Regions from separate parts of the Homo sapiens genome. Here regions 1 and 3 are each linked to region 2. Evidence: chromatin contacts called from ENCODE Hi-C or POLR2A ChIA-PET data. All regions are on one chromosome and are shown on one strand. The core of a region is the stretch at or near the end of the contact, and the rest is flanking DNA. Distances in the headings are between cores, read along the strand shown.

Region 1 (4,219 bases), core at 1,124-3,623, 1.7 Mb after region 2:
GGAAGTACACGTTAGAGCCAAAGAAACAAGCCAAGGCAGACCATTAAGGAGGAATACACAGGGTTGCTCGTTAGCTCATTCAGTCCCTACCCAAAGGAAACCTAATCTTTCTTGAAAATATAGTTCCTAAGTATACAGCGTGTATATATATATATATATATATATATATATATATATAGTATGCGTTCATAGATGCTTCCTGCAGGTGGCACCAGAGTGCTGAAACCAAGCCCAGCATTTGGAATGTAATCAAAATTTCTTCAAGGGGCTCTCCAATAAGTCTCGTTTAAAATCATTAGCTAACTTCTAGCCTACAAAAAGTAAAAAATAATGCAAGCCCATACTGTAAACACACACAAAGTCTGCCACAGGGACTATTTTATGGAAGTTCAACCTAGAATGTATCTGATGCTTCTGATTTGCTTTCTAGTAACAACTTTCAAATGACTTTTAAAGAGCAATTTCTCTTTAAAAGTAATGAAATGGTGGCCCCAGCAAGGATTTCTTAGAAGGCAGAGACACTTACAGATTCTATCAAACACTCAGTACAAGAAAACATGGCTCCCACAATGGCGAAATTTTTGGCATAGGACATTCCTCTCTGCCCCATGTCTTTCAGCACTTCTTTTGCAGTCGGTGTACGGTAAGGATCCTTAGGGTCAAAGCCCACGTTGGTATCGATGCCAGCGGTAAACACCCCAAATGCACCTCCTAAGACAAATCCTAGAAGCAAACACAGAGATGAAGGTGTCTTTGGCATGTTTTCTGCATTACTCTATTGGGATCATCCTGGAAGGGACCATGCTTTTGGATGACCACCGGTGCAGAGGACACCCCCCTCTTGCCACTCAAACTCTCCACTTGCCTGGAGACTTGCAATCCAGGGTCTATGTTACTGACATCATCTTCTCCGTCTCTAAGATTTCTTCCTCCTGTCATTCCCTAACATTTCTCAAGATTCCATCTTTAACCCTCTATTCTCTCTACATTCTCTCATATGTAAACCAGCCACCCTCAACTTCAGCTATCAACTTTGCAAATCACTCTCTTGGCCACTGTGACATTCACAGTAATGCTTTACTGAGCACATGCCAGTATGCCACAGCCTCATTCATTCTTCACAATAATCCAGTGAGACAGATGCTATTAGCCTCTCCTTTCTATAAACTGAGGCTCAGAGAGGTTAAGCAACTTCTCCCAAGGCCACACAGCTACCTAATGGCAAATCCCACACTGCTGCCACATCTGTCCTTCCTGAGCCGGCTGGACATGTCCAGATGGATGCCCTCTCATGACCTCATGGTCAATATGAGTTTAATAAAATCATGGGCACCTCCCCTTCAACTTAAGGGAAAAACAGAAGGACAAGTGCAGACTTCGTCTCTCCTTGCTCGGGGCTGTCTAGTCACAATGGTCTTTCAGTTTTTCAAACCTCAAACAACTGCTGCCCTAGAGTCGTCTGCATGTGCATTTCCATATGTCTGCATCCTTCCTCTGCAGTGTTCCTGCTCAACATTCTTCTCCACATAGTATAATACAGGCCCCATGAAGACCAGGCTCTTGTCTCTTTCACCTGGCACGTGATATTGCTTAGGAACAATTTGTTGAAAGAATTATTTAAGAGAATGAATTTAAGGGAATGAACGGATGAATGAAGTCACCCACGTAATAACTTTTTGTTGTTGTTTTTGAGACGGAGTCTCGCTCTGTCGCCCAGGCTGGAGAGCAGTGGCACATCTCGGCTCACTGCAAGCTCCGCCTCCTGGGTTCAAGCGATTCTCCTGCCTCAACCTCCCGAATAGCTGGGACTACAGGCGCCCACCACCACGTCCAGCTAATTTTTTGTATTTTTAGTAGAGACGGGGTTTCACCGTGTTAGCCAGGATGTCATGTAATAACTTTCAGGCCCCAACCACAGCACCGATTCTCTAACCCAATTTTCATCAGGAAAGCCGGCCTGAGGGGGCAGGAGAGGTGACGCCCGATTCACGAACGAGGCGAGGGTGTGGTCAAGGTCAAGGCCCGCAGTCCCTCGCCTCCCAGGCGCGTGGTCTTCTCGGCAGAGATCCCCACTGCCGTCCAGGCCCTCAGCCTCCCAAGGGTCCCATCGCCCGGCCTCACCTCCCACGCAGGCCAGCGCAGCCTTGAAAGCGCAGCTTTCCATCGCCTTCTCGATCATCTTCTGCTCCTCACTCTTGGCTGGACTTGGGATCCCGCCCAGGCTCCCAGGCTCCAGGAGCCGGGGCTGACGCTTGTCACCCACCAGGTACTGCAGGAGCAGGCTGTACTGCAGCGGAGCTTCGGCGGAACCCGCTGTCTCAGGGGCCGAGCCTCCGGCATTGGGGGCGGCCGCCGCCATGACAGTCGCTGCCCAAGCAACCCTCGCGTCCTTCTCCCCGCAGCAGATTCGACAAGCGTCACGTTGCGGGCCCTGAGACTAGCCACTGTGATGCAACGGCAGATTCGCCGCAGGAGGAAGCCGCGGCCGCAACGCTCCTGGTGCGCACACCAGCGAGACCGCTATCATGTTTCCAAAAAGAAAGCCTCTTGTGAAAATGGAATTGGGCTTGGACAGCTTTCCCCATGTCACAGACAAACGAGATTCAGATTCACCAGAAAGCGCCCTCACGGTCGGGGCTGCAGCGCGGTGAGTACCGGGATTTGTAGTTCTAATCCGACACCCAACTACATTTCCCAGGAAGCGTTGCGCGTGCTCTCGCGCCTCGGCCCCGCGCGGGGCTCTTACGAGCTCCTGAGGGGAGCGAGGAGTGGCCGCGCGCTCCGGGGCTGCCGTGCTCCGGATCGCCGGGAGGGGACGCGCGAGCATTGTCGCTGCCCTTTCCACCTCGTGCTGTCATCGGGCGGTGAGGCGTTAAATCCCGTGGTCCCGGAAGGTGCGGTGAGAGGTGGATGCTTTGTAGATAAGCGTGAACTTGTGCTGTAAATGCACGGACCGGGCGCGGGGGCTCACGCCTGTCATCCAGCACTGTGGGAGGCCGAGGCCGGTGGATCACGAGGTCAGGAGTTCGAGACCAGTCTGACAAACATGGTGAAACCCCATCTCTACTAAAAATTAAAAAAATAAAAAATAAAAAAATTAGCTGGGCATGGTGGTGCACGCCTGTATTCTCAGCTACTTAGGAGGCTGAAGCAGGAAACCCCGTCTCTACTAAAAATATAAAAATTAGCCAGGTGGCGGCAGGCGCCTGTAATCTCAGTTACTCGGGAGGCTGAGACAGGAGAATCTCTTAAACCCGGGAGGTGGAGGTTGCAGTGAGCCAAGATCGCACCATCGCACTCCAGCCTGGGCGACAAGAGCAAGACTCCGTCTCAAAAAAAAAAAAAAAAAAAAAAAAATCCTAACTGACAGCATTTGCTGACTTGTGTGGTGTTAATATCCCCATCATGGCTGATTTCAAACTACCAAGCGAGGTCATCAGTCAGAATTGGGAAGACGTACAGCAGCATGTGGTTACATGGTGTTTCTATCACACAGATACAATCTATGGAAATAACCTCAACAGCATAGATAGGAGTACAGTGTAGTAAAATTTTTAGGAGGGGATGAGTTTTGAGCACATATTACCTATTTTTAGTGTAATTTATTATAAATGTATAGAATGTAATTTTTAATAATAACTGTGCTTAACAACCAGCTCAAAAACTCCTGATAATTTGTTGCCTTACTTTTTAAAATTACTCTTTTGAGACAGAGTCTTGCTCTGTCACCCAGGTTGGAGTGCAGTGGTGCAATCTCCGCTCACTGCAACCTGCACCTCCCGGGTTTGAGCGATTCTCCTGCCTCAGCCTCCCGACTAGCTGGGATTACAGGCACATGCCACCATGCCCGGCTAATTTTTGTATTTTTAGTAGAGACAAGGTTTCACCATGTTGGCCAGGCTGGTCTCAAACTCCTGACCTCAGGTGACCCACCCACCTCGGCCTCCCAAAGTGCTTGGATTCCAGGCGTGAGTCACTGCGCCCGGCCAGTTAGGGCCTTTTTGTTATTGTTGTTAAACATTTACCATTATACCACTGCACTGCAAGCATATTTTGGGAACCAAGAACACTTCCTCCTCTTTGAGGAAACCAGAATTGGGGCCTGGAGGCAGAGAAATTGGGAATGGATTTCTGGTCATATCCAGGAAAATCCTAGGGGATGTTGGAGAGAGGTTTTCAGTCCCAAGAATGCTAACACTTTGGCATCATTTTGTACTCC
Region 2 (4,371 bases), core at 902-3,401:
ACTGGGCCACTAGGCACAATTCTCAAAAACCCTGGAGTTTCATGAATACAAACTAAGTACCCATCAGTCAGGTGACCGGCTAAAAGAATTATGGTACAACCAAACAATACAACATTATCCAGCGTAAATGGAATGAGAACACCTACTGAAAGCGTGTAAAAAAAAAATCAGAGTGAAGAATAGCAGGTACAATTTTCTGCACATTTGTGTAACAAAAGAGGAACGAGTGTGTGTATACACATACGTATATACACACGCACACATAAGTATGTATGTGTATATATACACACATATATACACACTTTTATATATATTGATTATAAATATATATATTTTATATATACACTTATATATATACACACTATATATATACACACACTATATATATACACACTATATATACACACTATATATATATACACACACTATATATATATATGCACACTTTTTTTTTCTTTTTTTGAGACGGAGTTTCTCTCTTGTTGCCCAAGCTGGAGTGCAATGGCGCGATCTCGGCTCACCGCAACCTCCACCTCCTGGGTTCAAGCGATTCTTCTGCCTCAGCCACCCGAGTAGCTGGGACTACAGGCGCACACCACCATGCGCAGCTAATTTTTGTATTTTTAGTAGAGACGGGGTTTCACCATCTTGGCCAGGCTGGTCTCTAATTCCTGACCTCGTGATCCGCCCGCCTCTGCCTCCCAAAGTGCTGGAATTACAGGCGTGAGCCACCGCGCCCGGCTTTTTTTTTTTTTTTTTTTTTGAGACGGTGTCTGTGTCACCCAGGCAGGAGTGCAGTGGTGCGATCATAGCTCACTGCAGCTTGGAACTCCTGGGCTCAATCTGAGCCGTCCTGAGTGATACTCCCAGCTCAGCTCCCAAGTAGCTGGGACTACAGGCGCGTGCCACTACACCTGGCTTTTTTTAAACAATATTTTTTGTAGAGACGGGGGTTTTGAAATGTTGCCCAGGTTGGTCTCAAACTTCCGAATCCTGAACTCAAGTCATCCGCCTGGCTTCGGCCTCCCAAAGTGCTAGGATTACAGGCGTGAGCCGCTGCACCGCCCGGCCGAGAAGAATCTTACCAGTTCTCATCTTCCTTCCTCCCGTTTAAATGCTCACATCAAGTCGCTGGCTTTCCTCACCACGTGCTCTCCAGAACAAGGTCGGCTTTCCTTCGCAATTTGTGCGAGGCCCTACCTAAGGCCCTCCCAGCCCACCTCGGGAAGCTGAAGCTTTCCAGTTCTCATTAGAGCTTGACAAACGCTCCGAAGGTTATAGGCCTCGGGTGCTTCCCAAAGGCCCCCTGCGGCCTGGCCAGGAAAGACCCACCGGCGCTCTCTGCCTGGAGCACTTCAACTCACTGCAAGACCTGGTCCCAATGTCCCCTCTGCAGCATTCTCTGACCTCACCGTTCCGTCCCCGCCAAGCCCCTGCCAAGTGAAAAATACGAGTTAAAGCGTCCTGGCTGTGGATGGAGTCAGACCCGGCTCTACCCCTTGCTCTCTGTGTGACCTTGGTCTCGGCCTCCTCCACTGTAAAATGAGGACACCAGCCTGGAGGTGAGGACCCATGGGTCGAGGACGCGGGTAGGGAGCCCGTTCTGGCTCGGGGCAAAGTTTGGCGGGTCCATTCTGACTCTTGATCCCCATTAGCCACGTCTCGCCCTCGCCTCTCGTGCCCGTGCCCTAAGCGACCCTCCACTCCCTCAATAATCCAGCCGCACCCATTCGGCGGGAAAGGGCCTGCCGGGTGGGGAGGGCGCTGAGGGTCACGCGAACACCGCAGATGACAGACTGCGCGGTCATTTAGCAAATCTGCAAGAGAAAACAGGGGATCCTTGGAGAGGGGAGGATTAGCCATGGCAGAACCAGACCAGTCTCCACCCAAGGTCACAGTGCCCGCCCGACGGGCAGCGAGCAGCAGGGAGTCTCCCCGAGGCCCCGCCCCGCGAGGGCGCCCAGCCTCCCTGGGCCTTGAGTCAGAGTGCGTTGCCTTTAAGACGTTCTGGAAAGTCACCGCGTCCGTGGGCGGGGAACCAGGCGCGGCGCGTTTTGTCCCTCGCGGGCCGCCGTGGGCTGGGCCGGGCGCGAGGGTGGGGCAGGGAAACGGCGGCGGGGTCAAAGGCCACGGCGCGCACCACGTGGGCCGGTGACTCCGTCCTTCCCTCAGCAGCCGCGGCGCGCAGGGCACTTGGGTTAGTGGCGCGGCGGGCGGCGCGGACAGCCGAGGCGGACGCCCGCTCCCGCCACCATGGTTATCAAGACGGACGAGTTGCCGGCGGCCGCCCCGGCCGACAGCGCCCGGGAACACGGCTCGCAGGCCGGGGGCAAGGGGCGGCCGGGCGCGGCCGGTGAGCGGGGCCAGGGCCAGCGGGCCGCTGGGCGGGGGGCGCCGGACCAGGGCGGGCGGGTTCGGGACTCCGCGGGGATCGCCGCCTTCCCTCCGCGTCGGGCCCGGTTGTATCTCGCTGGGGCCTTCACCGGGTCGCCCCCGCGCTGAAGGTCACCTTCACAGTCGCCCCCGGCTGCGGCCCGGGTTTCGCACGTGCGGTCCCGTGGAGGGCAGCCTCGGCTGGCACCCTCGGCGGGCACACGCGCGCCTCATCGCGGGGACACGTGCGCGCACACGCGGTTTCGGGGTGCGCCGCCGCCGCAGACCGAAAGAATCGGCGGCCCCACCCCCTCTGCGCCCGAGCATGGGAGCTCTCTGAGCTGGGGTCGCTCCGACGTTTGCGGGACAGCCCCCTTCGGCACCTGCTCCGCGGCGGCCTCCCAGGCATCCCCTGTGCGCAGGGCTGCAGCCCTGGGAGTGAAGCTCCGCTCGAGGCTTCCCAGGCTTGGTTTGTGGGAAGAGCACGAGGTGCGGGGTGTGCGTTGTGAGGGGCGTCCCTGGTTCATGCCCTGAGGCCAGGCTATAACCGCAGGTCTTCAGGCTGTGGCGGAGACTCTCAGGTGTGTTGGCCTGCTCGGCCGACCTGGTGTAGGGGGCGTCTGCCTTTGCATGGGGCAGAGCCAAACTCCTTGGCAGGGGGAAGTGTTTGTGCCAGAACTTGATCATTAACCTGCCTTATTGCGAAAAGTGGGTCAGACCAGAGTTGCTGTTTTTAAGGCAAAGGTCGTTAGTGTGGAGTCAAGCTCCCAGCGATCCCCCATGGGGGCTGTATGGTGGTGACTGTGGCAGTGGCTGCAGCTTGTCTCGGGTGGGGCCTGCTTTCCCTTTCTCCTGAGCCCCTTCTCTTCCTTCTGTTCCCTCCACCGTGTCTCAGACTCCAGCCTTGGGGCTGGAATCCCCTTCCCAGGCCCTCAGTCGTCATCTTCCTCAGGCCCTCTTTGCTCTGGGTGGCAGTGGAGGTGCAGAGCTACTCCTGTCCCCCAGTCCCTCCCTCCTCCGTCGACTGTCCTCAGTTGGGACTTGTGGTCTTAACGCCTCATCATCTCCCTTCCTAGCTTCAGTGAGTGCGCCAGGGCTGACTTGGGAATCAGGATGGGGACAGCGTTCAGCCCTCTGACCCTGTTCCCATCATAGCGGAGTTGCCTTGGGGTGAGGGACAGGTGCTGGGGCAGTACTGCTGATTGTCTAGACAAGGCCAAGGTTTGGGCAGAAGAGCAGATGCTCATCGCCCCAACCTACCAGGCTTTGTGCTGATGTGGCTCTGAATCAGTGGGGGCAGGCTGGATGAGAGGAGGTTGGCTGATTTCCCCTCTAGCAGAGACCCGAAGAGTCGAAGTGACTTGCCCAAGGTCACACAGCGATTTAGCTGTTAAGGGAAGTGTTTGGATTCCAGCTCATGGCCAGCAAGCCAAGGCTGCCGTGGCCTGGCCCAGAGGAAGCTGGGACAGGCGTGTTGGTTTGGATCCCGTGCTGAGAACTAGGGGGCTGACGAGCGTCTGTTGGAGGATTTCTGTGAGGGAGTCAGTGAAGCCCCTTCCTAACTCTGCTGGGGGTGGGGGGGCTCTGTCGGGGGTAAACTGAGTCAGGGAAGGGCACAGCTATTTGTTTTGGGGAAACTGGGAGCATACTCGTGGGCAGGACATGGGCTCCTACGTCCCTGGGAAGGTAGTACAGCTAGCTAGGACTTACGTTACAGCCAGCCCGGATCTATTGAAAGAAGGAAGGAGCCTTAATGAAGACCCCCCAGCTGGGGCCCACCTGAGCATCAGAACCAAGGCTTCTGACCTCTGAGATCCAGCTCTGGAAGGCTCTTCAGCCCCCTTAGGAAGGAGCTGATCTAGGCCATTGAGGGTCGGGGGCAAGGGTTGGTTACCTTCCTGGGAATACAGCGGCTTTTAGGGGTTAAGAGAACAGGCAGGTTTTTCAGGTCCACAGTGGTGCGTCAGGTTCCTTCTGCCCAGGGGAGGGCTCCCTGGA
Region 3 (4,376 bases), core at 1,741-4,240, 1.0 Mb before region 2:
CAGTACCTTCCTGCTGGGAGCAGGTGAGAAGCAAGAACACCTGTGTTGCAGCCCTCCCTCTGCCCAGCCTCGCTGCGTGACTTAAGGGGGCATCACCCCCTTCTCTGGGTCTTTCGGGAGGATTGTGAACCCTCCCAATTCTAATACAGGTCAGAGAATAAAGTCTCTCCTGGAGCTCGGTCATCCTTCTGGCAAAGCTCTCTTCTTCATTTACTCTCCCCTGCTTAGAGACAGCATCTTCACCTCAAGCCACGGCTCCAGGAGAAAGGCATCCAAGGTCATGGTGGTGCTCACCGATGGTGGCATATTCGAGGACCCCCTCAACCTTACGACAGTCATCAACTCCCCCAAAATGCAGGGTGTTGAGCGCTTTGCCATTGGGGTAAGAGCCAGGAGCCGGGAGACACCTCCTGAACCTGCACAGCCTGGGGTGGGGAGAAGCCAGGGTTGTCGATGGGGGCTTTTCTGTAAGCAGCTTATCCAGACCCTGTTCTATTTGCAAATGCTCCTCTTCTCTCCATGCTCTGTCATCCCAGAGAGGGCTCATTTCCCCATGGTGGTCACAGCTTACTGGCCAAATAGTGGTGGGAGAGCCACAGGAAACACACCAAGGAGGGTTCCTGGAGGACCGCGGTGCCAAGCTGAGTCCTGCCAGACAAATGGGAGTAGCTGGCCTAGGGCACAGGGGAGGCAGAGAGGGGCCCTGCAGGCAGAGGGAACAGCATGTGCAGAGGTGAGGAGGAGCTTGGTGTATTCAGGAGAACAGGTGTACTTTGGTAAAACTGGAATTTTGCCCAGAGTATGGGTAGAACAGGGAGCAGGGAAAGGAGGAGAAAGGAAGGAAGGAGACAGGTAATGGAGGGCCCCAGAGGCCAGATGGAGGGGCTCAGCTCTCTCCCTGGGCCTGGGGAATCCACGCAGCGCTGACTCGCTGACCCAGGCTGTCTGTGCAGGTGGGAGAAGAATTTAAGAGTGCTAGGACTGCGAGGGAACTGAACCTGATCGCCTCAGACCCGGATGAGACCCATGCTTTCAAGGTGACCAACTACATGGCGCTGGATGGGCTGCTGAGCAAACTGCGGTACAACATCATCAGCATGGAAGGTGAGGGCTCCGGGACCCAGGCCACCGCAGGAGGCCCGAGCCTATGCTCCAGCCCGGCCTCTGTCCCATCTTCATGTGGTTTCTCTGAGCAACTCCCATCATCTCCCTGAACCTCAGCTCTTCCATGTCTAAAAAGGCAATGGCCGGGTGTGGTGGCTCATGCCTGTTATCCCAACACTTTGGGAGACAGAGGCAGGTGGATTGCTTGAGGCCAGGAGTTTGAGACCCGCCTGGGCAACATGGCAAAACCCCATCTCTACTAAAACAAAAAGTAGCTGGGGCCAGGTGTGGTGGCTCACGCCCATAATCCCAACACTCTGGGAGGCCAAGGCCGGTGGATCACCTGAGGTCTGGAGTTCAAGACCAGCCTGGCCAACATGGTGAAATCCTGTTTCTACTAAAAATACAAAAAAATGTAGCCAGGCGTGGTGGTGCATGCCTGTGATCCCAGCTACTCAGGAGCCCGAGACAGAAGAATCACTCGAACCCAGGAGGCAGAGGTTGCAGTGAGCCAAGATCGCGCCACTGCACTCCAGGATGGGTGACAGAGCGAGGCTCCATCTCAAAAAAAAAAAAAAAAAAATTAGCCAGGCGTGGTGGCGCATGACCTCTATTCCCAGCTACTTGGGAAGCTAAGGCACCAGGTCACTTGACCTTGGGAGGCACAAGTTGCAGTGAGCTGATATTGAGCCATGGCACTCCAGCCTGAGCAACAGAGTGAGACACTGTCTCAAAAAAAAAAAAAAAAAAAAAAAAAAAGGCCAACAATATCCCCAGGCCTCCTTGCGTCCCAGAATCTCCATGAAGCTCTGATGAACTGAGCTGGTGCTGGAGAAACAAGGATGGCTGGGGCATAGTCCCTTCTCCCAGGAGCTCACAGACGAGGAAACTGAGGCCTAGAAAGAGTGAACTGCCCAGATAGTAGTTGCTCAAGGAGAACCTGGGTCTCTACCCTCAGCCGGGTTCTCTTCCTGTTACACCAAGCATGGTTCCTTCTGGGAGTGAGGCCAAGCTGGACTGTCCCCTGACTCAGTTTCTCCCTTCACCTCGGCCCACAGCAGTCTCACTGGGCTTCTTGGCTTGCAGGCACGGTTGGAGACGCCCTTCACTACCAGCTGGCACAGATTGGCTTCAGTGCTCAGATCCTGGATGAGGTACGTGGCTGACTCAGCACCAGGCAGGCTTGCCCATTGGTGAGGGGCCCAGGACACCTAGGATTCAGGGACTCCTGCCTCCCATCCAGGGCTCTGCCCTACCTGTGGTGATTCCTGTAAAAGAGCGATTTTATTTTAATTAATTAATTTATTTATTTATTTTGAGACGGAGTCTTGCTCTGTCGCCCAGTCTGGAGTGCAGCGGTGCAGTCTCGGCTCACTGCAACAAAAGGGTGGCCATATTGATGACAGGAGGTCGCTTTTTTCTGTGTGCTCAAACATCCAGTTGTTCCCCTGAATACAGACCAGGCAACAGGACTCGGCCTGGGTCAGCTTATCAACCAAGCTGCTTGCTTCTCCCGGAGGAGGGAGTGCAAGGGCACGAGGCAGGAGCCCAGTGTTGGCCATCTCACCTTCCCGCCTGCATCTCTGGCCAGGCGGGCACTAGACCACCGAACGCCCCCCTGCTCCCAGCCAGGTTAGCCGCGCTGGCCCGGAGACCCGCGGCCACCGTGGCCCGGCCTTGGGTCCCTCCCACTCATCTGGGCCCCATCCCCGTCCCCTTCAGCGGCAGGTGCTGCTCGGCGCCGTCGGGGCCTTTGACTGGTCCGGAGGGGCGTTGCTCTACGACACACGCAGCCGCCGGGGCCGCTTCCTGAACCAGACAGCGGCGGCGGCGGCAGACGCGGAGGCTGCGCAGTACAGCTACCTGGGTGAGGGCGGGGCCACCTGATGAGGGCGGGGCCACCTGATGAGGGCGGGGCCTGGAGGCTCCCTGGGCGAGGGTGGGGCCTGAGGGCTACGTGGGCGAGGGCGGGGCCTACCTGGGCGAGGGTGGGGCCTGGGGGCTACCTGGGTGAGGGCGGGGCCTGGAGGCTACCTGGGCGAGGGTGGGGCCTGGGGGCTACCTGGGTGAGGGCGGGGCATGGAGGCCACGTGGGCGAGGGTGGGGCCTGGGGGCTACCTGGGAGAGGGCGGGGCCTGGAAGTTACGTGAGGAGGGTGGGGCCTGGAGACCACCTGGGTGAGGGCGGGGCCTAGAGGCCACCTGGGCGAGGGCGGGGCCGAGATGGGGACACCGAGGCTGCGCATTAGGCTGCACTTGAGGTTTCCGGATGGGGGCGGGACCTGGTCAGTCACATGGGCCGAGGGGCGGGTCCTGGTTAGGGACCGTGAGGCTGAGTACTACAGCCTCCTGGGTAGGTACAAGGCCTGTCAGGTACACACCAGGCACAGCAGCCACCCAGGGGAGGGCGGGGCCTCTCCATTAATAATAGTGGTGCAGTAGCTCACGCCTGTAATCCCAGGAGGCCGATGCGGGCGGATCATCTGAGGTCTGGAGACCAGCCCGGCCAACATGGCAAAACCCTGTCTCTACTAAAAATACAAAAATTAGCTAGGCGTGGTGGCGGATGCCTGTAGTCCCACGTACTCGGAAGGCTGAGGCACAAGAATCGCTTGAACCCGGGAGGGGGAGGTTGCAATGAGCCAAGACTGTGCCACTGCACTCCAGCGTGGGCGACAGACTGAGACTCTGTCTCAAAAATAAATAAATAAATAAATAAAAATAATAATAGTGGTGGGCGTCCTCTCACCCCTCTTCTCCGTCCTCCTAGGGTGTGTGTGGGAGCGTGGGTAGTGAATGTGTGCGAACGAGTATTTCGAGCAAAGCTGCATACGTGACAGACAGCGTGTGCATCATATCTGTGTGATGGGGATGTGTGTGACTGGCAAAGTGAGAGTGCTCGCTGATGCCGATTTTTAACATAGTGAGAAAGACAGTCTCTCCTATTTTGCCCCCCTCCCCAGGCCACTTTGAAGGCCTGACTGGGAAGGTGCCGGGGCCAAGAGAGAGGCCAGGTGGGAGCACACGGTGTGTTCACAGCCACACCACCCTTGCCCCAGGTTACGCTGTGGCCGTGCTGCACAAGACCTGCAGCCTCTCCTACATCGCGGGGGCTCCACGGTACAAACATCATGGGGCCGTGTTTGAGCTCCAGAAGGAGGGCAGAGAGGCCAGCTTCCTGCCAGTGCTGGAGGGAGAGCAGGTACCTGCTGGGGAAAGCCTCCACCCCTTATGACCGATGGGGAATCTGGAGGCCCCCAAGGGAAAGGAGTG

The links. A loop is a pair of places that touch in the nucleus more often than their neighbours do. ChIA-PET counts read pairs that join two places held with the same protein, here RNA polymerase II (POLR2A). Pooled maps may share reads with other maps.
Region 1: a loop to region 2 is called in a map with no recorded cell type, with 20 times the contacts of the local background. The contact joins the promoter of TIMM22 here to the promoter of CLUH in region 2. A Hi-C loop is called at or near these places in 2 of 37 single-sample maps with no recorded cell type and 6 of 50 pooled maps.
Region 3: a loop to region 2 is called in a pooled map, with 5 times the contacts of the local background. The contact joins the enhancer-like site here to the promoter of CLUH in region 2. A Hi-C loop is called at or near these places in 1 of 50 pooled maps. POLR2A ChIA-PET finds 5 or more read pairs at or near these places in 2 of 52 experiments (HEK293 and RWPE1).

What each region holds. Positions count from the first base shown.
Region 1 is chr17:995,283-999,501 of GRCh38, reverse strand. It overlaps TIMM22 (translocase of inner mitochondrial membrane 22), which reads right to left and starts at 2,373. Exons shown (of 4, transcript NM_013337.4): 1 at 2,122-2,373; 2 at 527-723. The coding sequence starts at 2,359. RefSeq lists an enhancer at 1,660-2,351.
Region 2 is chr17:2,709,544-2,713,914 of GRCh38, reverse strand. CLUH (CLUH binding protein of NUMT mRNA) reads left to right here and starts at 2,151. Exons shown (of 26, transcript NM_001366661.1): 1 at 2,151-2,353. The coding sequence starts at 2,254. LOC105371592 (a long non-coding RNA gene) reads right to left here and starts at 1,606. Exons shown (of 2, transcript NR_136412.1): 1 at 1,516-1,606; 2 at 1,082-1,433. RefSeq lists enhancers at 886-1,781, 1,782-2,678, 3,513-3,592 and silencers at 1,843-2,022, 2,153-2,272.
Region 3 is chr17:3,753,712-3,758,087 of GRCh38, reverse strand. ITGAE (integrin subunit alpha E) reads left to right here. Exons shown (of 31, transcript NM_002208.5): 9 at 229-382; 10 at 954-1,104; 11 at 2,191-2,258; 12 at 2,827-2,971; 13 at 4,163-4,305. Among named protein-coding and RNA genes, the nearest start is that of HASPIN, 32 kb to the right of the region's middle. RefSeq lists an enhancer at 2,244-2,947. Within about 2 kb of position 2,990, at least 5 of the 41 ENCODE cell types and tissues checked have a DNase peak (open chromatin) inside an H3K27ac peak, as active enhancers do.